Linked DNA regions of Mus musculus: region 2 is linked to region 1. The links are chromatin loops, found by intact Hi-C in ENCODE. Cell type or tissue: gastrocnemius. All regions are shown on one strand. Links, peaks and the distances in the headings refer to the core of each region. The heading gives the core; the rest is flanking DNA. Region 1 has its middle 18 kb from the start of Nxph3. Region 2 holds the start of Ngfr (nerve growth factor receptor (TNFR superfamily, member 16)).

Region 1 (8,327 bases), core at 29-8,028:
GGCAGAAGAGGTTGGCTCCTGCCCTCTCCCAGGTCTTACAAGCCACAGTCCTCCGTTTATAAAGCAAAGTCATTATACTTTCCTGAAATCTGTGCTTATATGACAAGTACTTGGGTTTGTGTGTTTATTTCCTGAGAAGAGGGAGCATGGTCACCTGAGCCAGACAGTGCTGCCTTCAGCCCCTCTATGCTGTGTGGCTCTGGGTAAGTGCCACAGCCTCTCTGGGCCTTGGTTCCCTGCCCATGGGCTCACTGGGTGGATTATGAGGATTCAGTGAGTTTGAATATGTGTAACCTGAATTCAAGTGTCGATGAGTAATGTAGATAGATCTGGTTCTGGGGACGCTTGCTCTGTGCTCTGCCTCTGCAGCTCAGTGGAGTAGTTCCATCTACAGAATGGGATCAGAGACAGAGCAGACTCCAAGCTTGTTGCGGGGGGCATGACTCAGTCCTAGGAGCGTCCCTGGTACCCGCACAGACTTAGCTTCCAGAGCTGCTGTTAAACTCCATCATTTAACGCCATAGCTGTTGGAGATACTGTTGGCCCATTCTATAGGTAGGGAAAGTGAGGCTCAGAAGATACAGGAGTTTCCTTGCCACAGTCACACAGTAAAGTGAGTTTTTGTCAGGGTCACAACCACTCTGCCATCCTGTCATTCAGGGCCCTGCTGAGGATTGGGCAGCCCTGGGCATGATCAGGCGCCTAACCCGGGCCTTCCCGGTCAGGCGGGTCTGTCTGCACAGGTCCAGGGCACTCCCTACATCTTAACGTTTCAGCAGCTCGTGACATGGGCATCCTGAGGAGTTGCCCACTGACCGGATCCCCACAGCTGACCGAGGACAGAATGGAGAGCAGAGGCAAGCGTGTGTTTCGTGGGTGTGTCTCTGCACTGGCCTAGGGCTGGTTGCTTTATCATGTGTGAGTTCTGCTTCAGAGTCCCTGGAATTGGAGTCACAGACAGTGATGAGTTCAGGGAATTGAACTCAGGTCCTCTGGAAGAGCAGTACCTGCTCTTAACCACTGAGCCATCCCTCCTGTTCCACCCCACCCCCACCTCCCACCCCCCTTGGCTAAAGCCACTTTTTCTATTCCACATGCCACACAGCTGGGTACTCTCCCTGGGAAGCTGGTCTGGCCTCACTCCTGTGGATCCCCCCACACTCAGACTCTAGGCCTTAGTCTAATGGGGCCTGCAACCCTAGGCACTGAGAGACAGGATGCAGCCGAAGACTAGGCAGTAAGGGTTAAGTGGGTTCCTTTGATAGCTGAGCATCTGACAGGGGTCTCTCCTCCAAGTCACACTTGGAGGCTGAGAGACTGGTCACCAGGGTGCGGAGTCCCAGGATGCTCTGTTGTTATCTTGGTCCCACCAAGTGCCCAGTGAACTCCAGAGCAGGTAGCCCAGAAAGCGAGAAGGTACAAATTAGTCAAATGAGAGGTGACAGAGCTTCCTTTGACTTTGGGACCAAATAGACACCCAGTGGGCAGGGCTGTATCGCAGTTGGCAGAGCGCTTATCTTGCCTGCAGGAATCTGCAGCATGGCATACAATCGGATACCGCGATGCAGGTCTGTGGTCCCAGAATTACAGAGAGGATCAGAAGTTGAAAGCCGTTCTCAGTCACACAATGACTCCAAGGACCTGAGACCTTGTCTGAGATGGGGGTGAGGCAGACAGAGACAGAGAAACCCAAGAATATGCCAGGCCTGGGGTAGCAGAAGCAATGAGGGGTATGCAGAGAAGGAGGTCAGACAAGATACTGAAGTGAGAGGCCAGAGGTCCCAAATGATCCAGAACATGACCTCTCCCAGACCCCACCCCCACCACCACTGAGGGCATCAGAGGTTGTGGGGATTAGGGAATCTGGCGGGGGGGGGGGGGGGGAGGGGGGGGCGGAAGCCCCTGGAAAATATCTGAAGGGACTGCAATCACACAGGGAGGGCTGGCCAGAGATAGGCTAACCCAGGGTTCAACTGCCTAAAACTGCCTAGTCTAGGGCATCTACCAGACCCACTGTGGAGGAGAGACATCACTCCAGCTGTCCTGCCACAGGAAAGGAGAAGATCACAAGAGGGACTGGGGACTAGGAGGCCGTGATAGAATGTAGGCGCAGGTGGTGGAGACTCTAGCACAGGAGGGAATGTGGCTGACCCATCTCTGGGAGGCTTCTACATTTCAGAAAAACAGCTCACAAGGCTTTTCAGCTTCTTCGAGAAAGAATTGGATAAACACCTAGAAACGGCTTTATAGGCAAAGACTGCAGAGCAGGAAGAGCCAGAGAGACCTGGCTGTGAAACTCCAAGAGAGGAGCCTGGGGCATGGAAGGAATGATTTTTGACAGGCTCCTGACCCAGCCTCATCTCTTCGACCCAAAGAAGCAGACACCGGAGTGCCGCTGGACATCGTGGCTCGACCTGAGTGGTCAGAGGCAAAGATCCCTTCAGGCAAGAGGCAGTGGACAGCTGGCGTGCAAGTCCAGCGTCCATACCGAGCAACGGGCAATGCCGCGGCATCGCAGCGCCCCCTGCTGGCCAGAGGCAGAGCCTCCTACTGGGGAGCCTCTGTCTCAAGTGTGGGAATACTCCTCCAACAGCACTCTAACCCAACCTCATTTCCAACAGATCTCAGGACTCAGCATCCTTTGAGGCAGACATCCACACTGGAAGACCCTTGGCATATTGTGCCAACCTCTATTTTATCGCTGGAGAAATGAGACACGAATAACGCCAAAAGGCTCTGAGGACACAGACATGTATATATGTGTGTACCACAGGCTGTCCACGGTCCAGTGGTGGTGTCCCGGGGTGGCCAGCCTTCGCCACCTCCACAAGCCACATTCCCTGTCAGTCATCCCACAATGAACCCGCATGAAACCGACTGTACATCTCAGCTTCGATGGCTCCCAGCCTCTACTTTCGCCTCCCAGCCCTCCGGACACACAGCCCCACAGTCTCAATTCCAGCCCCTCCTGTCTCTCTCACCCCTCCACTCAACCACGCCCTCCAGCACTCTCCACTCCGCCAATCCACCAGCCTCAGGAGACACCTGTGCTCCCTTCTGCTGCATTCTTGTTTAGTCCCCAGGAAATGAAAACTTTAATTTCTTTTTTTATTAACTTTATTGGATTTTCTTTTTAATTATAAGTCAACGTACTACATGTTCTCTGTAATCGCTTAAACAAACCAAAGCCGTGTAAAGATGCGGTTACCAGCTCTCCTCTCCCCAGCTCACAGCAGAACACAGGGTGCCTCTGGGGGCTGGGCCACCTGATGGCCTGATGATTTGATCAAAGCACTGGCTACACAGTCGGCCACCAACACAGGTATCCACCGCCTTCTGGACCCAAAGACTCGTGCGGGAGGGGAAGATGGCCAATACCTCAAATTCTCTATGGGCAGATGGACAGGAGCCAAAGGGCCTTGGACAGGCACTGTTGCCTTAAGTGGGGCTCTCTGAAGAACGACATTTGACTGGAGCCCCCAAGGGAAGGCACAGTGGGTCACCACACTGAGTCTGAACGTTCTATCTACACAGGGTAGTGTAGGGACCACTGTACATGTTTCCTAAGGATGCCAGGGCAGTGTTTCTCAACCTGTGGGTCCCGACCCCCTGGAGTCCCATATCAAGTATTTACATTACAATTCATAATATTATCAAGATTACAGTTATGAAGTAGCAACGATAAAATCGTACGGTTGGGGATCACCACAACGTGAGGAACCGTATTAAAGAGGCTCCGCATTAGGAAGTCTGAGAACCAGTGGACTAGGGAATCCACTGGGTGGAGACTAGCTAGGGGGCGGAGCAGTATGGCTGCCAGGTGACAAATGAGAGAGATGGTAGTTGATACCCTCTTTGTAAAAAGCCATTTACATTGCTGTTTTTTAGTTCTTTGACTTTTCAGAACTTCCACGCTCCAATCTTTGGCTCCACCCCTCTCTGGAATGATTAGTGTTGTCACTTAGTGGCAGGACCTAAAACCAGCTAGGAGCAGAGCCTCAGGGTGTGCCTGGGGGGTCGGAGGTAGCCATCTTGGTTTGGTTAAATGAACCGAGAAGGCTGGCCCACTGTGGGTGTGACCCTTTCATGGGATTCTAGACTGCACAAAGGAAACCTAGCCAAGTAGCCCTGTGCACTCAGGCCTCTTTGTGACTGGACACCATGTGACCAGGTACCTCAAGCTCCTGCTGCCTTGATTTCCGCCATGATGGACTGTAGCTTGAGCTGTGAGCTAAAACAAACCCTTTCTCTAGTAAGCTTCTATTGTCAGGGTGTTTTTTTAAGAATTCAGATTTGGCCGGGCGTGGTGGCACACGCCTTTAATCCCAGCACTCGGGAGGCAGAGGCAGGCAGTTCGAGGCCAGCCTGGTCTACAGAGTGAGTTCCAGGACAGCCAGGGCTATACAGAGAAACCCTGTCTCAAAAATCCAAATATATATATATATATATATATATATATATATATATTCAGATTTATTTGTTTTATGCATATGAGCGTTGTGCCATATGCATATGCTTGCATAGCCTGCCTGAGATCAGAAGAGAAAAATTGATTCCCCGAAACTGGAGGGACAGAGCAAGCTCTCCAGGCCCTGTCAGGCAGCCATGGCATCAGGAAGATGCTGGAGTGACAGCTCTTCACTCTCTCGGCCACCCCCAACCCTCCCCACCCACCCTCCCCACCCCACCCCCACCCTTACTTACTGATTGATAAACAACACAGTACAGTGAGCACCAAAATTAAATTGGATCAGAACCCATATTAGCTGTAAATGTCCACATGGTTCGTATTGACACTGGAAGTGCCTGGCTACATCAATAAATGGGACAGAGTTCTAAACAAATTAGACAGATATCTTTTTGAAATTACTTTTTCATGTGCATTGGCGTTTTGCCCTAATGTATGTCTGTGTGAAGGTGTCAGATCCCCTGGAACTGGGGCTACAGACAATTGTGAGTTAGCATGAGAATTGAACACCGGTCCTCTAAAAGAGCAGGAAGTGCTCTTAATCACTGAGCCATTACTCCAGCTCCTATACAGACATCTTTTTAAAAATATATTATTTATTTAATGTATACGAGTATAATGTAGCTGTCTTCAGATGCACCAGAAGAGGGCATTGGATCCCATTAAAGGTGGTTGTGAGCCACCATGTGGTTGCTAGGAATTGAACTCAGGACCTCTGGAAGAGCAATCAGTGAGTCATCTCTCCAGCCCTATACAGGCATCTTAAGGGGCAGGGAGATGCCGTGACCTCCCCTTAGCTGTAAACTACAGGTCTACCTTTCTGGTAATGTTTCCAGGGAAGAGTGCCTTCTGAGTGACCAAGGTCCCATCTGGGATCTGAGCTGTGAGGAGAGGAGAGTGTGGCACCTGTGATGGAGATGCTCAGGCCTGCTGGTGCAGACCTGTGGTCCCAGCTTCTGAGGAGCTGAGGCAAAAGGACTGCAAGCTCAAGGTAGACCTTGGGAAAAGTGAGTTCAAGGCCAGCCTGGGCAACTTAGTAGAAACCTGTGCCAAAGTAGCAAACATAGAGATCAGAGATACAGTGGCAAGAATGCTTGTTAGATCAGGAGGGAGAGAGGGGTGGACTGGCAGTTTTGTGTGTCAACTTGATACAAGCTGGAGTTATCACAGAAAAAGGACCCTCCCTTGAGGAAATGCCTCCATGAGATCCAGCTGTAAGGCATTTTCTCAATTTAGTGATCAAGGGTAGGAGGGCCCACTGTGGGTGGTTCCATCTCTGGGCTGGTAGTCTTGGGTTCTAAAAGAAAGCAGCTGAGCAAGGCAGGGGAAGCAATCCAGTAAGTAACATCCCTCCATGGCCTCTGCATCAGCTCCTGCTTCCTGACCTGCTTGAGTTCCAGTCCTGACTTCCTTCGGTGATGAACAGCAATGTGGAAGTGTAAACTGAATAAACCCTTTCGTCCCCAACTTGCTTCTTGGTCATGGTGTTTGTGCAGGAATAGAAACCCTGACTAAGACAGGGAGGAAGAGAGGAATGGGTGATATCATCAGATTCTGACAGAGCCACACTGTGAGGTCATCAGAACCAAGGACGATCTGAAAAACAGGCCTAGGCCAAGAGGAATTCCAGAAAATGGGTACCACATGTCCTGATGGATGCTGGAACAGAAAATGGGCACCAGATACAAACGAAGGACACTTGAATAAACTGCGGACTTTAATCGTAACATATCAACATTGGCTCATTGCTCTCGTAGCAAATGAACCGTACTTATGTAAATGGTTTGACTGGGGCAGGGGAGGCCCACAGCTGGGAACAAGCTATGCTAGTTGATCAGAGTGTTTGTTATTGGTTTTGGTTTGGTTTGGTTTTTCTTTTTCTGTAAATGAAGAGTTTTTTATTTTGTTTTGTTTTTGTTTTTTCGAGACAGGGTTTCTCTGTGTAGCCCTGGCTGTCCTGGAACTCACTCTGTAGACCAGACTGGCCTCAAACTCAGAAATCTGCCTCCCTCTGCCCACCCCCCAAGTGCTGGGACTAAAGATGTGCGCCACCACTGCCAGGTGTGAAGAGGTTTTTTGTCATCCTTTTTTTTTTTTTTTTTTTTTTGTCTTCCAAGAAAGGGACTTACTATGTAGCTCAGGCTGTCCTGGAACTTGTATGGACCCTCCTGTCTGCCTCCAGAGTTCTGGATTAGGGCATGTGCTGCCACCCCTGGCTGCCTACTCTTTTCTAAGGTACCCACCCCCCTTTTGTTTAAATTGCAGCTCTGACCCCTGAGGAGCCATGTCTCTTCCCATATCCACTTGTGCCTCTGCCTGATTTTTATTTTTGCCTCCTATTGGCACATAGTTTATTTTATAGAGATGATATTAGTTCTTTGCTACATATATTTCAATCTATTGTCTGTTTCTCATCCATTGGATTTTATCCATGAAACCTTACGTCAAATAAGTCTTCATAAACAACTTCTCTCTTTTCTCTCTCCTGCTCCCTTTCTCCCCCCCCCCCCTTATCTGTCTTGGCTTCTCAATCTCCTGTCTTACTTAAGAAGATTGGAGAGATGACTCAGCCATTAAGACACAGGCTGTTCTTCGAGAGGACCTAGGTTCGATTCCCAGCACCTACATGGTGGTTCACAACTGAAGAGGAAACTGAGGGGTTCTTTGGAGAGTCAGTTGTGTCAGATGGTGTTTTGCTGGGGGCAAACACGGGAAGGAGGAATGTTTTTCTGGAGTGGACACAGATAAAAGGATACTCTGCTAAGGCAGCCTCATGAAGGAATGTTTATCTGAAGCAGACACAGGAGAAAGGATGCTCTTTTAAACATGTACATGAAAGGACACGTGATGAAGGACTTTTTACTAGCGACATGCATATATTGGTCCCCTTACATTGAGCAGTTGAGCTCCATTTGTTGGGATTCCATAGCACAAAAAAAAAACCAAAAACAAACAAACAAAAACGAAAACCTTCTGATGGTGTATTGTGGCTTCCGATTGACAGAGTGATGTCAGCTGAGACATCGCATGCTGCTGAGGCCAGGCCCATGGGGAACACATGGAGTTTAAAAGGGATGCAACAGACTGTGAGAGGGGCTTGCTATAGAGCTAGCTTTATAATGCTTTTTGGTCTCTCATCTTTGCTGATCTTTACTTCAGCGAAGGGGCACAGCAGAGAACTTCTCTTGGTGTCCCTGGTGATCCTGGCCTCTCTTGCTGACTCCTGCTGAGGCCGAGGTCTGGCTGTCTCTACTAGGTAGCGCCATTGCTGCTGATTTGTGTTGGCTCTCTAGACTCTATAGAACTGGATTGTTGGTGTATCTATAAAGTATTGGCGAGTGGTTCGAGCTGCCGTTGCCGACCTGTGAACTAAGCTGTTGCTTTCCTAACCACATAGATGGGATTTGCTCTAAAGAACAACTTTTAAACAGGTCCAGTTTCCCTGCATCCTTTCTTTTCCACTACCTCTGGTGGGCGATGGGCTAAAAGAAAGGTCTTTTTAAAAAAAGGAAACAACACACAACCATCTGCAACTCCAGTGCCAGGAGATGTGGCGCCCTCTCTGGCCTCCACAAGCACCAGCAAGGCACACATGGAGAGAGAACAAAACACCCATACACATAAAACCCCAAGAACATCTGGAGCCACACATGGTGGAGCTCACCTGTAACCCTGCACCGATGGAGGGAGAAGCAGAGAATCATTAGTTCAAATATAAAATGAATTCTGGACTAGCCTGGGCTACATGAAATCCTGTCTCCAGAAACAAAGCTAAAAGACTCTGAGGTGATGGTAAAGTGCTTGCCTCCAAAGCGTGAGGCCCCCAGGTGAGAAGCTGGGTGTGCTGGCCAGAGCTGGA
Region 2 (8,327 bases), core at 40-8,039, 53 kb before region 1:
TCCGCACCCTATGCAGCCACACTCCCTGCCAGCACTCAGCAGTACATCTCGGGCTTGTGCTTCAGCTTAATCATAGAAATACTGCTAAGAATAGTAACAATTGCTGTTTGTAATTGTTGGAGTAAGGCTTAAATGATCAAGACCATGGAAATTATTAATAACCCAGGCCCAGCCATGGTGGTGTGGGTCGTATTAAATTGTGTTGAGATGGATAACCTTGGCAATAATAGTAACTGGGATCATAAATTAATAACGGGAGTATTTAAATTAATGCCACACTGTCGGTAGCCTGGTAGTAAGCAGCTCAATGCTTCTGGAAGTGCTAATGCTCCCCCTTCCTGCCTCCCATGAATTCAGCAGAGAGTAAGGCAGGTCTGTAAAAGCGTTGGGGGAGGGGACATCTTAGAAGTAATCTCTGTCCAGGCGGAAGGACTCCCCAGGGACTTCTGAGGTCCTGCTTTCTGCCTAGACTCTTACATCCAGCCATGGTGGCTCATGAACATGAATTCTCAAAGCCACAGTGATGTCTACCCGTCCTTCCTGGGGACTGTCTGCTGGCCTTTATTGGCTACATAGGATAGGTTTTTTTTTTTTTCCTGCAATTAAGTTTAAGTGACCTAGGAAATCACCTACTCATGAGCAGGCCTGCTTTATAAATGCTCTTGGTCTGTCCCTTGTTTCTATTATTTTGGGACTGTATTTTTTTGAAGAGGAACTGGAGTCCAGACATAGCTAACATCTGGTGCTGGGATAGACTGTCCCCACACAGTTCTGTACCAGGGCCTTCGATGTCTGGGAACCAGAGAAGGGCGGGGCGGTGTTTCTTCTGAAAGACTGACTGCACATTCCTTGGCATACAGGTGGTTTGATGTGCCACGCTTCTAGAGCATGGCCAGTGTGATCCTCAGAAGGCCTACACAGCTCACGGATGAGTCTGTGGATGTTGAATCCATTCAACAGCTCTCCCCTTGAATCCCCTCCATGACTGAACACTTGGGTGGTCAGAGAAGACACTACTGTCCCTGCCCGTAGGAAACTCACAAACTCATGTAATCATGTTTGTGTGTTGTCTGTATACTCTGTGTGTGTGTGTGTGTGTGTGTGTGTGTGTGTGTGTGTGTGTGTGTGCATTTGAGGGCAAAATACAGATGTGGGCTTGTGTGACTACCACTGTGCAGTGCACACATGTGAGTGTGTAGGAGTGTATATGTGAATGTCAGCCTGTGTGCATTGATGTATGTCTGGTCTGTGTTAGGAGCCCTTGTAGGATGAGCAGGTCTATATGAATGCCTGAGGGACGGTATAGGCAGATGTCAGTACGTCAACACACACACGTACAGGTGCACTTGAGAGTGTGTTTGTGTATTCCTGGGGTTTATGTGCACACCTGTGACTCATTCAAGCTCATGAAAGGCTGGAGATAGAGTTCTGTGATACAATGCTTGCTTAGCATGTGTGTGTGTGTGGTCCTAGGTTCTATCATGTGTGTGTGTGTGTGTGTGTGTGTGTGTGTGTGGTCCTAGGTTCTATCATGTGTGTGTGTGTGTATGTGTGTGTGTGTGTAGGAGAGGGGGAGACAGGGACAGAGAGACAGAGACAGAGACAGAGAAACAGTGTCAGACAGATATCCCAAATTATGATATTGGGATAGATTTCACCTTGAAGGCCCCAAGGAACATATCCCTCCACAAGTTGGAACAGAGAGAGAATGGAATAAGGTGTGTATCCAACCATAAAAGGAGGGCAGCCTCATTTTCGGAATAAGGGCTAGGTAGGCAATTAGGCTAAAGATGTTTAAGAGAGTTAACCCCGAGGCAGGCTTCATCAGTAGGAGAGCAATGGCCCCCGTTGGATCCGAAGCATCTTATGCTCAGCATAACCGGAGGTGCCCTGGGTACGTGGGGCAGCCCACTGAGAAGCCACAGCGGGGCACACGGGTGCGGCTCCTCTCACGCCTCACTTGACTGCTCTGGACTCCCCACCCTAGGCAGCCGGGCGGGCGCGGTTCCGGAGGGGTTGGGGGGGGGGGGGAGTTGGGCGGGCTGGGCGGGGAGGAGGCGGGGCTGCTGCATTGCCTTCACCCAGCTGCTCCCGCCCGCTAGCAGCCAGAGCGAGTGGAGCCTCCGCCAGCTCCGGCGGGCAGCGGGCGCTGGAGCGCAGCGCAGCGCAGCTCAGCTCAGCGCGCAGCACCATCGGTCCGCAGAGCGGACTGAGCTAGAAGCTGAGCGCTGTCGCCGGAGGCGAGCAATGAGGAGGGCAGGTGCTGCCTGCAGCGCCATGGACCGGCTGCGCCTGCTGCTGCTGCTGCTGCTGCTTCTAGGGGTAAGTGATTAGTAGGAGGGACCTCCGTTAACCTTTTCAAAGAGCTGAACCCCAAGGGGATGTGGGTGCCACCACCCAGGGAACAGAATAAGACGTTAAGGTCCCAGATGCTGGCAACGGGTGGCGGAGGAGCTGCGGGATCATGACCCACAGGGGCGCTCCTAGCTTCTAGGACTTTCAGAGCGCAGAGGCGACCCAGTCCCAGGATAGAGATGCAGACAGGACTGTTGCAACGACACCCGTTCTTGGTTCTGCTTGCTGCTGCTGGTTCTTGAGCACTACGACGGGTGCGGTGTAGGAGACTGGGAGCAGTCTCGAGTGGGGTGGAGGGAGGTTTGGGAATCTCGGGCGCCTGGGTTCTTTTGACGACAGCGTGTGAATTTTGGGATCCCGAGGGGAGTTTTCTCTTTAGCATCTTAGTCCCTGGGGAGTTGTAGGGCAGAGAGAAGGAAGGGAAAGAGATCGGCACTAAAGATGTGAGGGGCTAGAGACGGAACAATGCGGGAGGCAGCTGGAGGGACTGGAGGCAGAGGGGACCCAGTATGGACAATGGGGACCGGCCAGACAATGGGGGGGAGGGGCATCGAAAGGAGCGATTCGGGAGTGGCAGAGAGGTTGAAGAGAGAGAAGTGGGCTTTATGGAGGGCAGAAAAGAGACAACCACAAAAGAGATAGAGAAATGGAAAGAAGGTGCATACCCTAAAGTGCTCGGGGCCCCGCCTGTCTGTCTACTCAAGGACGATGCGATGAGGACAGCCCAGTCACAGACGTTTCCCGCGTGGGTTCTAGCGCTCTTTCTAGCGGCCTCGCCCAGTCCGGGAATTGCGTCTGGGCATCCCAGGCAGGGAAGAGAGCGCTCACTTCACTATGGCAAATCCGCTTCTAGGGTAGTTCCTTGACAAACCTTTCACGTGGTTTGAAGCAACTCAGTGGACCCGGAGAGACAGAGCCGGGGCATCCCCCTACCCTATTAAACGCCGGCCAGCTCTCGAGATGCGGAGCGCTGGGACTCTCAAGGCTGTGATGGTTCCGGCAGCGCACAGCTAGGGGATGCAAAACCCCAGGCGACCCGCAGGGGGCACTGCGGGCGAGGGATTGCTGTTGGGAGCTGCGTGCGCGCCTTGGGCTGCGCACTGAGTCCCTTCTAAGTTAAGCCGCCACGGGCCCTGAGCCCTCCGTGCTCCTTCCGGTCCAGAACTTAATAGGATCATCATCCCGCCCACACCTGGCCAGGCTTTCGGTGAAAGTCAATGAACGCTTCTCAAATGAGACAGGGGCCACTTGGATGCCTGGGATTCTTGTCGGATTGCTGTTCGGAGACACCAACTCCGGCTAAGGTCATTAGGTCCTCCTTCTATGAACCTGAGTACTCTGGGTATTTCTGACCAGATCTTAAGGAAGGTTGGCAATGAAAGTGACGTCCTCTCCTCACTCTTCCCTCCACCCTTTCCACATCCGAGCACTGTACACCCCCCCCCCCCATCTCCATCTTACTGATAAGGAGGCAGGGACTTCGAAGTTTAAGCAAGTTGGTCACGATCTCAAGCCAGAGTCGTGTGGCTGGATGGTCACCTCGTTCCAGCTCTGAACTCCCTGGGCGCGCGCAGGTGGGGAGGGGGCGGCAGCTGGTTCGCTTCGTTTCACAGTAGGGATATGGGTGACACCATTCCAAAGGATAGGCAGGAGGTGAGATATGGAGGCAAGCGGATGGAAAACCCTTCTCAAGCCCAAACATGGTTCCCTGGAGCTGTCAGTCCTTGTGGCGTCCTCCGGGGACTTGGGAGTGACTGCAAGAGTGTTTGCTAACTAACGCTTCTGGTTAGAGGTGCTTCTTGGTCCTTGTTATGGTTGGCTAGGGAAGAGGGCCTGGGGCGCTGCGTAGTTCTGATCCTGGAGGGGTGAGGGCGTGGCCACTGAACCTTGACAGAACCTTTGGACTTGAGCCCCTATGGCTCTGTTTTCCATCTCTGCTTTCCCCAGGTTATTCAGTTAGAGCCGGTTCTGTGTTCCGCCGCGGACCGAGCCTCTTCCTGCGCCGCTGCGAGAGTTCTGAAACCAGAGCGCAACCAGAGTCTGCTGGCCGGCCGCGCCGGTAATGGAGGCACTTTGTCATTCAGACGTCTGTAACCGGAGCCGCCCGGCTGGCTAATGCTCCTAATAGGGATGCAGCAGCGTAGGCAACAAATGGGCAGCATGAGCGTCGGGGCTGCTGCGGAGGGTGGGTGGGTGATGAAGCGGCTGCGGGAAGGGAAAGCCTCCACCCTACCTGGTCAGCCCAGTCTGCATGTAGCACCTGGCTCCTCCCTAGAGGGATGAGTTAGAAGGGAGGACACACTAAAATCTGTGAAGTACCTACTGTGTGACCTGCACTGTGTTAGGTACTTTGACGTTATATACACCACAGGTCCCAGCAACGTAAATTTAGTGATTGCCATCTTACAGTCGAGGAAGCTTATCCCCCAGGAAATTGAGGCAGGGCATCAGGCTCCCCAACTTAGAAAGCAGAGGGGGCATGTTGGAAGCCGGGGGTCATTGACTTAGTTTTTCCTTCTCACGCGCGGTTCCTTTCAGCTTCCCACCAACTTAGAGATCACTCGAGGGGGTGTGGTCCCAAACTGCCTCTGGCTGGGTAAATTAGCCGCTGCCTTGTGGCTCTGAACCTAGCCACTCCCCTGTTCTATGTGTGCAGAGCCCTAGCCTATCTTCAAGTCCGCATAAGGCAGCTTCCTTAAGGAGTTAACACCAGTCTCTGTACTCATGACTCAGTGGCTTTCCAAAGGGGCGAGGAGTGGGGCAGTAATCAATGCCTAGTCCTGGCTGAAGCTCTCCAGATATTGGAAAACCCCTATCCCATATGGTTGTGACCAGGCTCTATTCTCTGAGGAGCCTTCTCTGAAGCTGTTATGAATGGTCAGGACTGAAACCATGGAAGCATCCATATGGTTGCAAACCCTGGTGTGTGTGTGTGTTTTCTGTTTTATCCAATTGAAAAAAAAAAAGCCAATTCATCCAAGCACTGACAGCCAGCCCTGCAATGACATAAATAGATCGTAAACATTTTGAAAAATGGAGAAGTCATGCTATCAACTTTGAAATGAATAAATGCAGTAGATATAACTACAGGCAAATGGGTCTGTCACTTTGATAAATTGATCAATTTGGATCGGAGTTTGGAGCAATTAGTCTGAACTCTAGTCACACGCTCCTGCTTGGCTGCCGCCTTCCTTTCTGCCTTGTCTTCCTTGGGCAGCAGCTCATACTTCCTAAAACAAGCTACTTCCTCACCAACTACCATTGATTGAACTCCTGCTACACTCTACCCAGACGGATCTGCACACGATTCCATTCAGTTCTCACGGCAACCCAGTGTAGGAGCCACGCTAAGTGTTTTAGATGGGAGAACTGGGATTCGGGAAGAATAAGATGCTCAACATCACAGACTGCTTAGTGGCAAATCTAGGATTTTATGACAGAGGGAACATTAACCAAGTACAGATGTGAATACTGATTATGTGGCCTCAACTCTAAAGAAGGGGGGAAGCCTAAGGAGAGGGGAGGAGAGGGAAGGATTGAAGAGAAAGGAGGAGTGGGGAAGGGAGGGGAGGAGTGGGAAGGAAAGGGGGAGAAGAGAGGAGGAGTGGGGAAGAGTGGGGAGGAGTGGGAAGGAAAGGGGGAGGAGCAGGGAGGAGAGAGGAGGGATGGGGAGGAGTGTGGAGGGGAAGGAAGGAGTGGGAAAGAATGATAGGGGAGGAGCAGGGAGGAGAGAGGAGGAGTGGGGAGGAGTGGGAGTGAACAGGTTCTTGGCAGAGGTGCTTGCCCAAAGCTATTACGTCTCTGACAAGGATCATACAGCCCCTGGCGGTCCCTCAATGCACACCCTCCAACTCTCTGCTGACCTTGGTTAAGAGGAGTGGTGGTGCACACCCCAGATCCACAAAGGGAACAACACACAGTGGGGGGCAGAAAAGAAAGGTTATAAAGTGCACCGAGCCCATCCTCACACACTCATTTACAAGCAGCAGGCTGAGGCAGGCGCTGCCATGCCTACCTACTGGTCGAGAAATTAAAAACCGGCCTGTCACTCTGGCCCTCAGTGATGAGGGACTGAGTAGTGATTACGCCAAGTGTTTGACTCTGGGCACTTCTTCCCTCCATGTAAGCTTCTACTCAGTCATGCCTCCATCTGTCTGTCTGACTGTTTGTCTGTCTGTCTGTCTCTCCCTCATCTCTACTTCTCTTTGTGTAGTCCTGGCTGGCCTTGAACTCAGATCCTTCTTGCTTGACCTCCCTTATGCTGGGATCACAGGCATGTGTGCACCTGGCTCCCAGCCAGCTTTTTACCCGGTCCGGTGGCATCATTTTTTAAAGATTCCATTAGAGCTGACACTTTATGGTTCTGGGAGAGGGACTCTTCCGGTCATACTGCGATAGGAGCAAGAAGTGACAACTGATACCCTGACAGGAAGAGAAGGGACAGGAAAACTATCAAAAAGCTGACAAAATGACAAAAATGTGTTCATCTGGGATGGAAGACATGAGAACACTGCGGCACTGCAGTCCTGGGTCATCGTTGGTGCTAACAGTCGATGCCCCTGTGATGGAGAAGCTGCAGAGGTGGAGGAGGGCGATGCCCACCCTGCAGTTTCCACCCCCAACCCTGCCACCTCCCCTCTCAGTGGAGGAGAAATGTACTGGGGGACAATAGTATACTTTTGCCCCTGAGGACACATAGCCATCCAGAGTGAGTCTTCCAGGTAACTGAAGGCACATGGCAGTTTCCTGTTCTTAAATTAACAAATATGTACACTTGCTCCCTACTATGTGCCAGAGAGGGCAGGAGATACCAGGACAACCTCAGTCCATAGCCCTGCCAGTCTACTCTGGGAGGGGTAAGGGTGATAGGAACACTTTCTTGAGGAAGTAATATTTAAGCCGAGCTCTATGTGATGAAAGGAAATCAGAACAGACCCTTCTGAAATCTCAGCTCCTGGGAGAAGCCTGCCTCAAGTACCTCAGGGCTCCTGGTCTGCAGATGTTGCCATTGCCAGCCAGCACTCCCACTGCCAGCACCTGGGAGGAGATGGTGGCAGCTTCCGGTGCTGCCTGGACTCTCTCTGCTGCCCTTATGGAGACCACTCTGCCCCTAGGGCATCACCCAGTGTTTTCTCCTGCCTCTGTTTACTTTTCTGTCAAACTCTGGTGAAACCACAGTGGTGTGTGTGTGTGTGTGTGTGTGTGTGTGTGTGTGGTGTGTCTTGGCAAAGATCGGTCCAGCATGGAAGCAGGAGAGGAATGCCCAAACAATCTTGTAAAGCTCTCTGGTCTCACGACCAAAGCCCAAATTGCTCAGCATCAAATGGGGTGGGTGGGGGGTGTGTGCGCAAGGTCTGGAGCCTGCAGAGAAGGCTTTGGAGTTTTATTAGACATTAAGATTGTTCTTTAAGGAACAGAAACAAAGTGAGCCTCCAACAGCCCCTCCCTCGGGGGAATCTGGTGCTAAGTCGTTCCATCCATGAGCAAAGATGCTTTAGTGGCAGGAATCTGACTCCCCCCCCCCCCATCCAGCTCTGTTCCCAGGGGCCACATGGGAGGAGAGGGGAGGGGATGGAGTCAGGCTAGGACGGGGAAGTCAACTCTGGAAGAATAGAGTTGCTGGCTGGTGAAAGCCGGCCACTGATAACAGGCGTCCCTTTCTCTGTCTTGGCTCCAGACTTGCCCATCAGTCTTTGCCCTGGCACCAAGCTGTCCCTGTGTTTATCTGCAGAGGGGTGAAAACTCCCAAAGGAAACCCAGGGCAGGCCAGACACCTCCAGTACAGAGTCAATATTTGAACCCAAGTCCTCACTGCCTTCTGTTCTTGGACATAGACAACTCCGTTTTGATATTTAATATGTGGAATGAGACCTGGAGAAGGGCCCTGTTCTCCTTTTTAGGAAAGGGCCCTGCCTCTGGGTAACTGCAGCCCTGCAGGTGTGAAGTTTAGCAAATGGAGTTTGGGCCAAATT

Evidence for each region. A loop is a pair of places that touch in the nucleus more often than their neighbours do. Peaks named below come from ENCODE experiments on the same cell type or tissue, not always from the same donor. Only the 100,000 strongest peaks of a DNase experiment are listed, where the experiment ranks them.
Region 2: it touches region 1 in a loop (8-fold over the local background); 26 of 42 quality-filtered maps call a loop at or near these places.

What each region holds. Positions count from the first base shown.
Region 1 is chr11:95,528,147-95,536,473 of GRCm38, reverse strand. No RefSeq gene overlaps it. Among named protein-coding and RNA genes, the nearest start is that of Nxph3, 18 kb to the right of the region's middle. In gastrocnemius, for the core only: no CTCF peak of the experiment used is centred there; DNase peaks (open chromatin) are centred at 2,514 and 3,401.
Region 2 is chr11:95,581,479-95,589,805 of GRCm38, reverse strand. It overlaps Ngfr (nerve growth factor receptor (TNFR superfamily, member 16)), which reads left to right and starts at 2,108. Exons shown (of 6, transcript NM_033217.3): 1 at 2,108-2,322. The coding sequence starts at 2,248. In gastrocnemius, for the core only: a CTCF peak has its summit at 3,375 (motif pointing right); DNase peaks (open chromatin) are centred at 2,180, 2,917 and 3,397; H3K4me3 peaks cover 2,927 bases; H3K27ac peaks cover 449 bases.